Linked DNA regions of Homo sapiens: region 1 is linked to region 2. A link is an interaction called in ENCODE POLR2A ChIA-PET data of the cell type or tissue named here. Cell type or tissue: A673. All regions are shown on one strand.

Region 1 (8,000 bases), 91 kb after region 2:
TTCAGGTCAGAGGCAAAAACTGCCCAGTGAATTTCCTCATATGTAAAAATCAAGGCTGGCCACTGTGGCTCACACCTGTAATCCCAGCACTTTGGGAGGCCGAGGTGGGTGGATCACCTGAGGTTGGGAATTGGAGACTAGCCAGGCCAACATGGCAAAACCCCGTCTCTACTAAAAATACAAAAATTAGCTGGGTGTGGTGATGCACGCCTGTAGTCCCAGTTACTTGAGAGGCTGAGGCAGGAGAATTGCTTGAACCTGGGAGGCGGAGGTTGCAATGAGCCGAGATTGCCACTGTACTTCAGCCTGGGTGAAAGAGCGAGACTCTGTTTCAAAATAAATAAATAAATAAATAAATAAATAGATAAAGTAAAAATAAAAAATAAAAATCAACATTTTAAATTTTTCATTTGTGGATTGGTTAATATTTATTGAATGCCTACTGTGAGTCAGAAACTGGAGATATAAAAAATTGCATCAATTCCGTGATTTCATAAAACTTCCATTGTAGTGAGGGAGTCAGGAACAACCTCCCTACCCTACAGAAACACATGGTTTTGTGAACACACACATGTTCATGTGAGAAAGAGAGTGCAAAGAAGACCATATGTATTTAGTTAGTTGTCTGTCTGTTTGAGACAGGGTCTTGCTCTGTAGCTCAGGCTGGAGTGCAGTGGCATGATCATGGCTCACTGCAACCTCAACCTCCTGGGCTCAGGCAATATTCATGCTTCAGCCTCCCAGGTAGCTGGCACTACAGGTGCACACCACAACACCCAGCTAATTTTTTTGTATACATATATTTTTTGTAGAGACAGGGATTTGTCATGTTGCCCTGTCTGGTCTCAAACTCCTAGGATCAAGTGATCTGCCTGCCTTGGCCTCCCAAAGTGTTCGGATTACAGTTACCATACCTGGCTGCAAAGAATAATATTTAAAGAAAGCAGAAGAATGTGGTGGTGCAGTCCAGGCATGGTAGCTCATGCTTGTAATCCTAGCACTTTGGGAGGCTGAGACGGGCAGACCGCATGAGGCCAGGAGTTCAAGAACAGCCTGGCCAACATGGCGAAAGCCCATGTCTACTAAAAATACAAAAATTAGTTGGGTGTGGTGGTGCACACCTGTAATCCTAGCTATTTGGGAGGCTGAGGCACGAAAATCACTTGCACCCAGGAGGTGGAGGTTGCACTGAGCCAAGATGGAGCCACTGCACTCCATACTTGGCGACATGGAGAGACTGTCTTGAAAAAAAAAATTTTGGTGGTTAAGAAAGAGATTTTGAGGAAATGACATCTGAGTAAAGATATACAGGGAGCAAACAATCCATGTGAATATCTGGGGAAGAATGATTCAGACAGAGGCAAGTATAAGTGCAAAGTCCCTGAGACTAGAATGGAATTGGAATATTTTCAGGAAAGATTCTTTTGATAAAGGATTTAAAATTTCTCATCACTCAAACTTACCTCCCTGACAAGGTCCTGCTCTAAGTTATGACGCCCAAGTAACATTCTTCTCTTGAAGCGACGGCATTCCAGCTCTAGGTATTGTCTTTGACGTCGAAGAAGGTTAGCTTCTTCTTCTGCTTGGAAATGCTGTATATTCTCCTTCTGCTTTGAAAGCCACTCCTGTTTTTCTTTTTTGGGGGTACTCTGGTTTTCATTTAGCTCCTGGCAACATAAAAAACAACTCAGGTAAAAATAGGCCTGGCACGGTGGCTCACGCCTGTAATCCCAGCACTCTGGGAGGCCGAGGTGGGCAGATCACCTGAGGTCAGGAGTTTGAGACTAGCCTGGCCAACATGGCGAAACTGTCTCTACTAAAATACAAAATTAGGCTGGGCGTGGTGGCTGACACCTGTAATTCCAGTACTTTTGGAGGCTGAGGCGGGCAGATCATGAGGTCAGGAGATCGAGACCATCCTGGCTAACACGGTGAAACCCTGTCTCTACTAAAAATACAAAAAAAATTAGCCGGGCATGGTGGCGGGTGCCCGTAGTCCCAGCTACTTGGGAGGCTGAGGCAGGAGAATGGTGTGAACCTGGGAGGCGGAGCTTGCAGTGAGCTGAGATCTCGCCACTGCACTGCAGCCTGGGTGACAGAGCGAGACTCTGTCTCAAAAAAAAAAAAAAATTAGCTGGGTACAGTGGCATGGGCCTGTACTCCCAGCTACTCAGCAGGCTGAGGCAGGAGAATTGCTTGAGCCCAGGAGGCAGGGGTTGCAGTGAGTCAAGATCACACCACTGCACTCTTTGGTGAAACTCCGTCTCAAAAACAAAACAAAACAAAAAAACCAACAACAACAACAACAAAAAAAACAGGGGTCGGGTGCAATGGCTTACACCTATAATCTCAGCACTTTGGGAGGCTGAGGCAGGCAGATCACCTGAGGTTGGGAGTTCGAGACCAGCGTGACCAACATGGAGAAACCCGGCCTCTACCAAAAATACAAAATTAGCCAGACATGGTGGTGCACACCTGTAATGTCAGCTACTTGGGAGGGTGAGGCAGAGAATCGCTTGAACCCAGGAGGTGGAGGTTGCAGTAAGCTGAGATGGCATCACTGCACTCCAGCCTGGGCAAGAAGAGCGAAACTCAGTCTCAAAAAAAAAAAAAAAAAATTAGCCAGGTGTGGTGGCACGTGTCTGGAGTCTCAGCTACTTGGGAGGCTGAGGCAGGAGCGTTGCTTGAACCTGGGAGGCAGAGGTTGCAGTGAGCCAAGATTGTGCCACTGCACTCCAGCCTGCGTGACAGAGTGAAACCCAGTCTCAGAAAAACAAAAACAACACAACGAAAACCCCATAAAAATTACCTACGTGAATATTATCATTTTGCATCAGTAAATTTTAAATAAAAGTTCTTGGCTGGGCGCGGTGGCTCACGCCTGTAATCCCAGCACTTTGGGAGGCAGAGGTGGGCAGATCACCTGAGGTTGGGAGCGCAAGACCAGCTTGACCAACATAGAGAAACCCTATCTCTACTAAAAATACAAAATTAGCCAGGCATGGTGGTGCAGGCTTGCAATCCCAGCTACTCGGGAGGCTGAGGCAGGAGAATCACTTGAACCTGGGAGGCGGAGGTTGCAGTGCAGTGAGCCGAGATCGCACCATTGCACTCCAGCCTGGGCAACAAGAGCAAAACTCCGTCTCAAAATAAATAAATAAATAAATACATACATAAAAATTAAAATAAACAAATAAAAGTTCTTAATTGTGTTTTTTCTCTAATGCTCAGGCAGGGCAATGCCCTCTAGAAGGCAAGTGGTATTTACATCTTTCTTTTTTTTTGAGACAGAGTCTTGCTCTGTCGCCCAGGCTGGAGTGCAGTGGCGCGATCTCGGCTCACTGCAACCTCCACCTCCTGGGTTCCAGTGATTTTTCCTGCCTCAGCCTCCTGAGTAGCTGGGATTACAGGCATCTGCCAGCATGCCCAGCTAATTTTTTGTATTTTTAGTAGAGACGAGATTTCACCATGTTAGCCAGTATGGTCTCGATCTCCTGACCCTGTGATCCACCCGCCTCAGCCTCCCAAAGTACTGGGATTACACGTGTGAGCCACTGCACCCGGCCTTTAGATCTTTCTTGAGTTACCCACTCAATCGGAAAGGAAAGAGAGATATGTACACCAGAAAACATGTGTATCTTTTGTCTCTGCACAGCTACGTTTCTGATGGTTCCTAACTTCGAAGTACACAATGATTGGTTAATAAAGTAAAACACATCCTTCTTTAAAACCTTCCCAAGAAGAGACAGAAGATAGTACTTTCAGGTAAAAATCACGAGTGAACTAGGACAAAAATACAGTTAAACATCTCGCTTCTTGGTTTTTGACATCCTTGATGCTAAGTTTTTGGCAAAATTATGGAAGGACTCAGCATAAGAAAACTGGAAATTAAATGGAAAATAAACAAAACCATGGGAGAATAGAGACATACTTTATGAATGGTATTTAATTTTCAGCATTAATAACCACTGAACAAATCAAAATTAATGATTTTCCACATTGTTTTACATACCAGCTCATAAACTATCTCAATAAGAATGCATTTATATTGAGCAATGTGAAAAAACTGGCAATATACTCAATGGAGCAAACTAGAATTTTTTTTTTTTTTTTTTTTTTTTTAGATCGAATTTCACTCTGTGACCCAGGCTGGAATGCACTGGCACGAATTCAGCTCCCTGCAGCATGGACCTCCCAGGTTCCAGTGATCTTCCCACCTAAGACTACTGAGTAGCTAGGACCACAGGTGTGTCCCACCATGCCTGGCTAATGATTTTTTTTTTTTTTTTTGCTAGACACAGGGTCTCAACATGTTGCCCAGGCTGGTCTTGAACTCCTGGGCTCAAGCGATCCTCCCACCTCAGCCTCCCAAAGTGCTGTTATAAGCATGTGCCACCCACCACTCTGGCCTTGATACTCTTTTGGTAAAAAATATACTAGTATTAGCATTCTGTGGCCAGGAATGGTGGCTCACATCCATCTGTAATCCCAGCATTTTGGGACGCCAAGGCCGGAGGATTGCTTGAGCCCAGGAGTTTGAGACCAGTTTGGAGAATATGGCAACACTGTTTCTACAAAAAATAAATTATAAAATTAGCTGGGCATGGTGGTATGCGTCTGTGGTCCCAACTACTTGGGAGGGTGAGGTAGGAAAACTGCTTCAGCCTGGGAGGTAAAGGCTGCAGTGAGCAGTATTGTGCCACTGCACTCCAGCATGGGTGACAGAGCGAAACCCTGTCTCAAAAAAAGCAAAACAAAACACCATCAACATTGTTTAGAATATAAATAGCTCATTTTTCTTAGTATAGGATCATTTTTCAGAGACTACTAGACCTCATTCATGGTCTTTCCCTTTAGTTAATAAAATATTCAAACACATAAAAATAAAAAGCACATAAATTATTACTTAAGAGTTTATGTGTATGCACGCTATGGGAAGAGAAAGGAATAACATGGGCACACAAGTAGACTATATACCTGGTTATCTTTTTCTTTTTCGAGGCAGAGTCTAGCTCTGTCGCTCAGGCTGCAGTGCAGTGGCCCAGCTCACTGCAACCTCCACCTTCCAAGTTACAGGGATTCTCCTGCCTCACCCTCTTGTGTAGCTGGGATGACAGTTGTGTGCCACCATGCTTGGCTAATTTTTTTATTTTTTATTTTTTTTAATTTATTTTTTGAGATGGAGTCTCACTCTGTCACCCAGGCTGGAGTGCAGTGGCACGATCTCGGCTCACTGCAACCTCTGCCTCCCGGGTTCAAGCAATTCTCCTGCCTCAGCCTCCTGAGTAGCTGGGATTATAAGTATGTGCCACCACGCCCGGCTAATTTTTTTGTATTTTTAGTAGAGACAGTGTTTCACCATATTGGGCAGGCTAGTCTCAAACTCCTGACCTTGTGATTTGCCCGCCTCGGCCTCCCAAAGTGCTGGGATTACAGGGGTGAGCCACCGCGCCTGGCCATACCTGGGTATCTTTTTCAAAATCTTCTGCCAGGGAACTCTCCCCTCCAAGACTCTGATATGTCCCTTCCTCTCTACTGAGAATCATTATTCTAAATGAACACAAATACATACACAACAACTTAGCTTCTAAAAGAAAATGCATTTATTTGTTTGACTATATGGTATATGCCTAAAGGATTATCTAAACAAACTAATCCATAAAGCTAAAGTCTGATTTCACTGGAAAACAAAACAACTGCATTTTGTTGGAGATTTATTTATAGTTGGAAACTCTATTTACTATTGTTTCAAACTCAAACTTCCAGTAGAGTTTGGCTTTCGAATTATAGTCATGGGAGTATACTGCAAATTATACCATTTAGAGTTGTAAAAATCTTGTCAGTGAAGCTCACGTGGCAAGGTATAGAGCAAGTCTTTGTGCCACCAATAGGTACACAACAAGACATACATATCTGATTATAAGGCAAATTCCTACACATACAAAAATCATTAATATCAAATTGATTATACTTATTTTATCAAAATCAATCGATGTATCACAGTATGCTAATTAATTATATGAACTAAAAATTTCAATCATCCTATAAGACGGGGGGGGGGGTGGGTAAATTAAAAGACATATCATTTTTCTGTCCTAGTGACTATCTTGAATAATGATCCTCTTTAAGAAGTTGTCGGGCCAGGCATGGTGGCTCACGCCTGTAATCCCAGCACTTTGGGAGGCCAAGGCGAGCAGATCATGAGGTCAGGAGATTGAGACCATCCTGGCTAACATGGTGAAATCCAGTCTCTACCAAAAATACAAAAAATTAGCCGGGCGTGGTGGTGGGTCCCTGTAGTCCCAGCTACTCGGGAGCCGGAGGCAGGAGAATGGTGTGAACCTGGGAGGCAGAGCTTGCAGTGAGCCGAGATCGCGCCACTGCACTCCAGCCTGGGTGACAGAGCAAGACTCTGTCTCCAAAAAAAAAAAAAAAGTTGTCAGCTGGATGTTGTGGCTCACACCTGTAGTCCCAGCACTTTGGGAGGCTGAGGCGGGTGGATCACAAGGTCAGGAGCTCAAGACCAGCCTGGCCAAGATGGTGAAACCCTCATCTCTACTAAAAATACAAAAATCAGCCAGGCGTGGTGGCAGTCGCCTGTAATGCCGGCTACTCAAGAGGCTGAGGCAGGAGAATCACTTGAACCCAGGCGGCAAAGGTTGCAGTGAGCCGAGATCATGCCACTGCACCCCAGCCTGGGCAACAGAGTGAGACTCCATCTCAAACCAAACCAAACCAAACAAACAAAAAGCAGCACAAGAGCCGGGAGTGGTGGCTAACTCTTGTAATCCCAGCACTTTGGGGGGCCGAGGTGGGTAGATTGTCTGAGGTCAGGAGTTTGAAACCAGCCTGGCTAACATGGTGAAACCCCGTCTCTACTAAAAAAATATATACAAATTAGCCAGGCATGGTGGCACACACCTGTAATCCCAGCTACTCGGGGGGGTTGAGGCAGGAGAATCCTTTCAACCTGGGGGGAGGGGAGGCTGCAGTGAGCCAAGATCACACCACTGCACTCCAGCCTGTATGACAGAGTGAGACTTCCGTCTCAAAAAAAAAGCGGGGGGTAGGGGGGAGGCCGGGCAGCACAAGAAAGGGCAAACAAATATGAAACCCTGTAGCCACAAAGAAATAATCAGCATATTCTACTTAAAAAAAACCTGATAAGCAAATATCTCCCTTATTCTACATTTAAATTGGCATAAAAACAAATTATTATAATCTTCTGATCCAAAAGTAAGACATTATTGTTTACTTTTAAAGTAATAAATGTGATCAGGTGCGGTGGCTTATGCCTATAATCCCAGCACTTTGGGAAGCCGAGGTAGGCGGACTGCTTGAGCCCAGGAGTTTGAGACCAGACTAGGCAACATGGCAAGACCCTGTCTCTACAAAAAATAAATTTAAAAATCAGCCAGGAGTGGTGGTGTGTGCTTGTGTTCCCAGCTACTTGGAAGGCTAAAGCAGGATTGCTTGAGCACGGGAGGTCGAAGCTGCAGTGAGCTATGATTGTGCCACTGCACTCCAGCCCGTGGAACAGAATAAGACTGTCTCAAAAAATACACACAAAAAATAAAAACATAAGGCCAGGCACGATGGCTCATGCCTGTAATCCTAGCACTTTGGGAGGCCGAGGCAGGCGGATCACAAGGTCAGGAGATCGAGACCATCCTGGCTAACATGGTGAAACCCCGTCTCTACTAAAAAAAATACCAAATGTTTGCCGGGTGTGGTGGTGGGCGCCTGTAGTCCCAGCTACTAGGGAGGCTGAGGCAGGAGAATGGTGTGAACCCAGTAGGCAGAGCTTGAAGTGAGCCGAGAGCGCGCCACTGCACTCGAGCCTGGGTGACAGAGCGAGACTCTTTGTCTCAAAAATAAATAAATAAATATAAAATAAAAACATAAAAAAAGTATATTTTCAGGAAATGATTCATTTTAAATCCTACTCAACTAAATGACTCAGTTAAGGGTAACTGATTATAATCAATGTCATCATTTAA
Region 2 (8,000 bases):
TTTTGTATTGTTAGTAGAGACGGGGTTTCACCATGTTAGCCAGGCTGGTCTCGAACTGACCTCAGGTGATCCGCTCACCTCGGCCTCCCAAAGCGCTGGGATTACAGGCATGAGCCACCATGCCCAGCCAGGCAGTCATTTTTAGGGATAAAGGCCTGGCTCTAGGGTCAGGCCAGCCAGGATCTGAACCCCAACTCTGCCACTTAACAGCTGTGTGACCTTGTACAGGTCACAGAACCACTCTAAGCCTCTATTTCCTCATCATAAAATGGACCGATCATCCCTACTTCCTGGGGTTGTTGTGAAGAGTAAATGGGATGCCAAGGAAAGGACTCAATAAACATGCGTAAAATGGGAATACTAACAGAACAGCACCTACCAGAAAGGGTTGCTGTGAGGAATAAATGTGTGTGTGTGTGTGCGTGTGCACGTGCCCTGTGTATACATCCATACATCCATATAAAACACCAGAGAAGTGCCTTGAACCCAAATATAAGTGCTTGACCACGCTGCATTGCTTCTGTACCTCCAGGGCTGGGGAAGGGAGGTCAGAATCCCCTGTACAGCTTGCTGTAGGCAAGAGTGCAGCTGGGCTGGCAGCTGGGAGCTGCAGCCTCACCTTAGCTTCATACCCATTCACCATCTCCGTCTTTTCACTGCGCCAGCCCAGGATGCCAGTCTTGTTCCTGGGGAAGCAGAGTGGTCCAGGTGAGGCAGGCACCCCACCGGGCTGGCTCAAGGGTGACCAAGGCCATGTCCACCCACCTCTCAAAGGAGATATTCTTGGTGTCAAGCTGAGTGGTGACGACGGGCGCGGTAAGCCGGCTCAGCACCTGTTCCTCAGTGGGCTGAGCAGCAGCCAGCAGCAGCTCCCGGTCCTGCCCAGCCAGTGCCAGAGTCTCTGTGTACACCACCCGGCGGTCGTGGTCAATCTCCATGACCACGGCGCTTGTGTCTGCCAGACACGGAACAGCACAGGGGGATCAGGGGTGGCCTGGGGCTGCCTCCCATCGTCCCCACCCTGCCCCACTTCCTGCCTGCCTGACCTTGGCCCCTGAAGACAAAGCTGCGGTTCCCTCGCTGCCAGGTCATGTGGTCAAAGCCCAGGAGTGTGGTGTCTACCCTCAGGTTCTGGCCGCTCTTCCACACTTTGTAGGTGTCACTAGGGCAGATCTTGGACACCAGGGGCACTGGTGGAAGCGGAGGTTGGAGGTGGCTTTGACTGGTCTGGCCTACACGGCCTGGACCAGCTCAGGGCATGGGGTTTGGGATCCGTGTGGCCAGGAACAGGGGAGGGAACTGAAGAGAGAGCAGCCTCTCCTCCAAAACCCCCTCCCTGGCCAGTGTAGACCATACTCACACAGAAGAGCAACCTGAGGTCGGGACGGGCATGTTTCTGTCACCACTAAGTCCCTAGTGTCCATCATTTGTTAATTCACTCACTCACTCTTTCATCCATTCTTTCAACAAATATTTATGAAACACCTACTGAGTGTTCCAGCCACTGGGAATACAACAGTGAAAAAGACAGGACTCCTGCCCTCTCAGAGCTTACCTTCTAACAAGGAGCGGCAGGTCATGAATACAGTAAGCAAATCATGACAGAGTGAAGAGAATAATAATGGAGTCAAGACAGTATCTGGGGCAATCTGGAAAGGCCTAGCTGAGGCGGTGGCCCTGAGCTGAGCTAAGGCATAGAGGGAACCGCCGGAAGAACTATGAGAACACATTCCAGGCAGGGGAGCAAGCGCAGGACCTAAAGTGGGAGAGCCCAGAAGCGACCTGCTGCAGCCCGCTTACCCCAGCTAGTGAACTCCCATTTCATCTCCACGTAGAAGTCCTGGGCCTGGAGGACGAAGGGGAGAGAGGCTAAGTCTGCACTGGAGAAGGGCTCAAGGGCTCCCGTGGAGGCTGAGAGGCTGGGCCTCACCTTGCGCAGCTTCTCCAGGAGCACGGGGATGCCCGCCAGCCGCTTCACCACCCGCTGGTAGTCCCGGTACCGAAGCACCAGCTGCACCAGCTCCAGGTCCCGGGTACTCACAGCCTCCTGGAGCACTGGGGGAGGGCGAGGCAAGGTCACAGGGCAGGACCCTTCAGCCAACCATAGGTCTATGATGCTGGGGAGGCCCCGGCTGTGGGGCTGGGGTGAGCAGGGCTGCCCACCTGTCCAGCCGCTGCGATTCTCCCTGCCCACGTCTGCGCCGTGCGCCAGGAGCACACGGGCACACTCAAGGTGCCCCAGCGTGGTGGCCAGGTGCAGGGGAGTCCGGCCGCGGGGATCCAGCTGCTCGATGTCCACCTGGAGGAGGAGGAGGAGTGGAAGATAAAGCCCCAGTCACGTCGGAGGCAGCCCTCCGGAGCCAGACAGCCCTGGAGCAGGCAGCAACCCCCACCCCCTGCTGGGGCTGCTCTGCCTCACCAACCTCACAAGGCAACGGAAAGACAGACACTATGGGCAACGGAAAGACAGACACTATGAGCAACGGAAAGACAGACACGTGGATGGAAAGGGGCTTAGAAGACAGGACAGAAAGTAACTCTGGAAGAGGGAGGGCTTCCTCCCTTCCTGTCCACCAAGGGCCCCTGGCTGGGTCCTCTCCTCCAGGGCCCAGTGGCCTGCCTGCCAAGAATAAGCCTGGGACTGAAGTGGGGTGGCAAAGAGGCTGTTGGCCAAGGAGCTCACCTGGGACCAGACCTACCCTAAGGGTCCCAGGCCACCTTCAGGAAGAGCTACCAATTTAGATCACTGACATTATCACTGAGTGAGGTTTAACAAACGGTTACAGTAATACACAGACAGGAATGAAATAACAAGTTCATGGTATTAATACAATTTCACAACCATGTCCTGTGCTTGTGGGACACTATGCATTAAAATTTGTACAAATCCTATAATTTTGTGAATAACATGATTACATTGCATGAGATTTCTGTTGTGTGATAAAAGTGATAAAAGCTTTTTTTGGGGTTTTTTTTTGTGTTTTTTTTGGGGGGACGGAGTCTCACTCTGTTGGCTAGGCTGGAGTACAATGACGTGATATCAGCTCGCTGTAACCTCCGTCTCCCAGGTTCAAGCGATTCTCCTGCCTCAGCCTCCCAAGTAGCTGGGATTACAGACATTCGCCAACACGTCTGGCTAATTTTTTGTATTTTTAGTAGAGATGGGTTTTCACCATGTTGGCCAGGCTAGTCTTGAACTCCTGACCTCAGGTGATCCACCTGGCTCGGGCTCCCAAAGTGCTGGGATTACAGGTGTGAGCCGCAGTGCCCAGACAAAAGATTTTTTTTTTTTTTTTTTTTTTTTTTTTTTTTACTTGAGACAGGGTCTCACTATGTCACCCAGGCTGGTCTCAAACTCCTAGGCTTGAGCAATCCTCCTGTTTCAGCCTCCCAAGCAGCTGGGATTACAAGCCCCTGCACCTGGCTTAGAAAGCATGTTTGTTAAACGTAAGTTTTGTTTGTTTGTTTGTTTGTTTGTTTTTTGAGACAGAGTCTCACTGTGTCACCCAGGCTAGAGTGCAGTGGTGCCATCTTGGCTCATTGCAACTTCCGCCTCCCAGGTTCAAGCGATTCTTGTGCCTCAGCCTTCTGAGTAGCTGGGATTACAGGCGAGCACCACTATGCCAGGCTAATTTTTGTATTTTAGTAGAGACGGGGTTTTGATATGTTGCCCAGGCTGGTCTCTAACTCCTGACCTCAAGTGATTCGCCTGCCTTGGCCTCCCAAAGTGTTGGGATTACAGGCGTGAGCCACCACGCCCGGTCTTAAGCATAAGTATTTAAATATATTTCGAGAGTCTAGGACTTCTGGTTAAGAACAGTGAACTGACAGGCCAGGCGCGGTAGCTCACGCCTGTAATCCCAGCACTTTGGGAGGCCGAGGCGGGTAGATCACCTGAGGTTGGGAGTTCGAGACCAGCCTGACAACATGGAGAAACCCCATCTCTACTAAAAATACAAAATTAGCCAGGCGTGGTGGCCCATGCCTGTAATCCCAGCTAATCAGGAGGCTGAGGCAAGAGAACCGCTTGAACCCGGGAGGCGGAGGTTGCAGTGAGCCGAGATCATGCCACTGCACTCCAGCCTGGGCGACAAGAGCAAAACTCCGTCTCAAAAAAAAAAGGAACAGTGAACTGACCACATGCATGTAACTCCCTCCTCTTCTCTGAACTTGATTAAAACGCCAGTAAAAAGGCTTCTACTCCTACCATAATAAATGAAATTACTCTGCCACCATAAACAATGAGAAAATTATTGCTGCAAAATATATGAAGGCTGGGCACAGAGGCTCACCCCTGTAATCCCAGCAATTTGGGAGGCAAAGGTTGGCGGATTGCTTGAGCCCAGGAGTTAGAGATCAGCCTGGGCAATATGGCAAAACCCCATCTCTACAAAAAATACAAAAGAATTAGCCGGGTATGATGGCCTGTGCCTGTAGTCCCAGCTACTCAGAGGCTGAGGTGGGAGGATCGCTTAAGCCTGGGAGGTTGAGGCTGCAGTGAGGTATCATCACACCTCTGCACTCCAGGCTGGGCAACAGAGTGAGACGCTGTCTCAAATATATATATACATATGCGTGTGTGTGTATATATATATGTGTGTGTGTATGTGTGTGTGTGTGTGTGTTTGTGTGTGTATATATATATATTTCTCTATATAGAAAATATATGTAAAGAGAAATAGCTGTTTTTAGAAGTCCAGAACTGTGATCCCTGAAGTAAGGAAAATGAACAAGGTGAGCTCTGTAACATCCCTGGATTTCTGCCTGGAGGAACATTCCAGACTGTAATTCAAGGAGGGGAAGCCCGAGCAGAGCATGGTGCTCTTCCTGAGTTGAGAAGATGGAGACAGGATTCAGGGAAGCCAAGGTATTAAAGGTTGCAGCAGAGCACAGTTCTGGAAAAGAGTAAACTACTCAAAAAACTCCAGAAATCTGCATAGGGGTCTCTTCAAGTCTTCCTGAATACTAAACTTCACATGTGTATAGTGAAACTCAGTAAGACCACACAAAAAGGAGCAATAAAATGGTAAATTCTCAGAGCTCACCAAAAGCAAGGAGATAATCAAGCTCCAGCCTCCTAGAGTGGAGATGCATATTTAATCAGACCTCAGAAGGGTTATGCCTTAGCAGTAGAGCTAAACTATCCCTAGAGAAAAGGCTCACCTAGACCCACCCTAACAGATTAAAAATTAGCCTCAGGCCGGGTGCAGTGGCTCATGCCTGTAATCCCAGCACTTTGGGAGGCGGAGGCGGGCAGATCACCTGAGGTCAGGAGTTCAAGACCAGCCTGGCCAAAATGGCGAAACCACATCTCTACTAAAAATACAAAAAATTAGCCGGGCTTGGTGATGGGTGCCTGTAATCCCAGCTACTCAGGAGGCTGAGGCACAAGAATCACTTGAACCCAGGAGGCGGAGGTTGCAGTGAGCCAAGACTGCACCACTACACTCTGGCCTGGGTGACAGAGCAAGACTCCATCTCAAAAAAAAAAAAGAAAAGAAAAGAAAAAGAAAAAGAAAAATTAGCATCAAAGGCCAGGCACGGTGGCTCACACCTCTAATCCCAGCACTTTGGGAGGCTGAGGCAGGCAGATCACTTGAGCCTAGGAGTTCAAGACCAGCCTGGGCAACATACCAAAACCCCATGTCTACAAAAAATACAAAAAATTAGCCAGGTATGGTAGCATGTGCCTGTAGCCTCAGCTACTCAGTGACTGAGGCAGGAGGATCCCTTAAGCCCAGGAGGTTGAGGCTGCAATGAGCTGAGATTGCCCCACTGCACTCAAGCCTGGGTGACAGAGCAAGACTCTGTCTCAAAAAAAAAAGCCTCAAAAAGGTCAAACTGATTTGCAAGTAATTTACCTAGTCTGCCTGAACAAAGCCCAACACTCTTTAAAGAACAATAACAAATCCAGATGCTTAACATCATATTTACAATGTCCAAAATTCAGTTAAAAATTACTAGATATGCCAAAAAGTAGGAAAATAAAACTTATAGGCAGGGTGCGGTGGCTCACGTGAGCCTGTAATCCCAGCATTTTGGGAGGCTGAGGCGGGTGGATCACGAGGTCAGGAGATCGAGCTTGCAGTGAGCCGAGATGGCGCCCCTGCACTCCAGCCTGGGCAACAGAGAGAGAGACTCCATCTCAAAAAAAAAAAAAAAAGAAAGAAAATATAACCTATAATCAGGAGAAAAATAATTTCATAGAAACAAAACTCAGAAATGATAAAGATGATAGATGGCTCAATATACTCAAGAGTTTAAAGAAAAACATGAAAAAGATGTTCATGAGGAGAGGAATGAGAGGTATAAAAAAGAACCCAGTGGACCATCTAAAGATAGTAAGTACAGTAACTGAAATGAAAAATTCACTGAATGGAAATAACAGCAGATTAGACACTGCACAATTTAAAAATCAGTGAATTTGAAGACAGCAATAGAACTTTCCAAACTGAAGCACAGAGGAGAAAAACAGTACTGAAAAATAAAGTTGGCTGGGCTTCTATAGTCCCAGCACTTTTGGAGGCCAAGGCGGGAGGTTGGCTTGAGTTCAGGAGTTTAAGACCAGCCCAGGCAATACAGCAAGACTCTGTCTCTACAAACAAAACAAAACAAAACAAAACAACTTTTACATTAGCTGGGCATGGTGGCAAGCAGCTGTAGTCCCAGCTCCTCTGAAGCTGAGGCAGGAGGATCCCTTGAGCCCAGGAGTTCGAGGCTGCAGTGAGCTATGATCACGCCACTGCACTCCAGCCTGGGCAACAGAGCAAGACCCTGTCTCTATGGAGCCTCATAATCTGTAAGACATTATCAAGCATTGTAACATATATCTATTGGAATCCCAAAGGACAGAATAAAGAAGTAGGACAAATAAGACAAATTTAGAGAAATAGGCCGGGTGCGGTGGCTCACGCCTGTAATCCCAGTACTTTGGGAGGCCAAGGCGGGTGGATCACAACATCAGGAGTTTGAGACCAGCCTGGCCAATATGGTGAAACCCCATTTTTACTAAAAATACAAAAATTAGCCAGGCGTGGTGGTGGGCACCTGTAGTCCCAGCTACTTGGGGGCTGAGGCAGGAGAATCGCTTGAACCCGGGAAGGGGAGGTTGCAATGAGCCGAGATCGTGTCACTGCACTCCAGCTTGGGCGACAGAGGGAGACTCCATTTCAAAATAAGTAAATAAATAATAAAAGAAAGAAAGAACGTCCAAAATTTTTCCAAACTTGATAAAAACTACTATGGTGGGTTGAAGAATGGTGCCCCTCCTAAGACATGTCCACATCACATTCTGACCCTCACAGCCTATGAATGAGACCTTATTTCAAAAAAGGGTCTTTGCAGACATAATTAAGTTAAGGATCTCAAGATGAAATAATCCTGGATCACCCAGGGGGCCCTAAATCCAATGACAGGTGTCTTTCTAAGACACTCAGAGAGGTGGGAAGGCCATGTGAAGACGGAGGCAGAGACTAGAGTTCTGCAGCCACAAGCCAAGAGGGTTGTGGCCCAGTCACCAGAATCTGAAAGAGACAAGGCAGGACTCTTCCCTAGAGCCTTTGGAAGGACTGCCACCCTGCCAACATCTCAAATTTGTATTTATGTCTCCCGAACTGTGACAGAATAAATTTTTTTTTTTTTTTTTTGAGATGGAATCTCACTCTGTCGCCCAGGCTGGAGTGCAGTGGCGTGATCTCAGCTCACTGTAAGCTCCGCTTCCCCGGTTCACGCCATTCTCCTGCCTCAGCCTCCCAAGTAGCTGGGATTACAGGCACCCACCACCACGCCCGGCTAATTTTTTGTATTTTTAGTAGAGACGGGGTTTCACCGTGTTAGCCAGCATGGTCTCGATCTCCTGACCTCGTGATCCGCCCGCCTCGGCCTCCCAAAATGCTGGGATTACAGGCGTGAGCCACCACACCCGGCCAAATATTTGTTGTTTTAACCCACCTAGTTTGTAGTAATTTGTTGTGGAAACTAATACCAAGATAAAGCCAAGA

Evidence for each region. Peaks named below come from ENCODE experiments on the same cell type or tissue, not always from the same donor. Only the 100,000 strongest peaks of a DNase experiment are listed, where the experiment ranks them.
Region 1: POLR2A ChIA-PET joins it to region 2 with 9 read pairs; 5 of 35 experiments call an interaction of 5 or more read pairs at or near these places.

Annotation. Positions count from the first base shown.
Region 1 is chr17:29,511,120-29,519,119 of GRCh38, reverse strand. It overlaps TAOK1 (TAO kinase 1), which reads right to left. Exons shown (of 20, transcript NM_020791.4): 16 at 1,464-1,667. Among named protein-coding and RNA genes, the nearest start is that of ABHD15, 52 kb to the left of the region's middle. In A673, no CTCF peak of the experiment used is centred here; no DNase peak of the experiment used is centred here.
Region 2 is chr17:29,602,041-29,610,040 of GRCh38, reverse strand. ANKRD13B (ankyrin repeat domain 13B) reads right to left here. Exons shown (of 15, transcript NM_152345.5): 2 at 2,164-2,299; 3 at 1,931-2,055; 4 at 1,801-1,846; 5 at 1,047-1,190; 6 at 766-955; 7 at 620-686. Among named protein-coding and RNA genes, the nearest start is that of ANKRD13B, 13 kb to the right of the region's middle. In A673, no CTCF peak of the experiment used is centred here; no DNase peak of the experiment used is centred here; H3K27ac peaks cover 427 bases.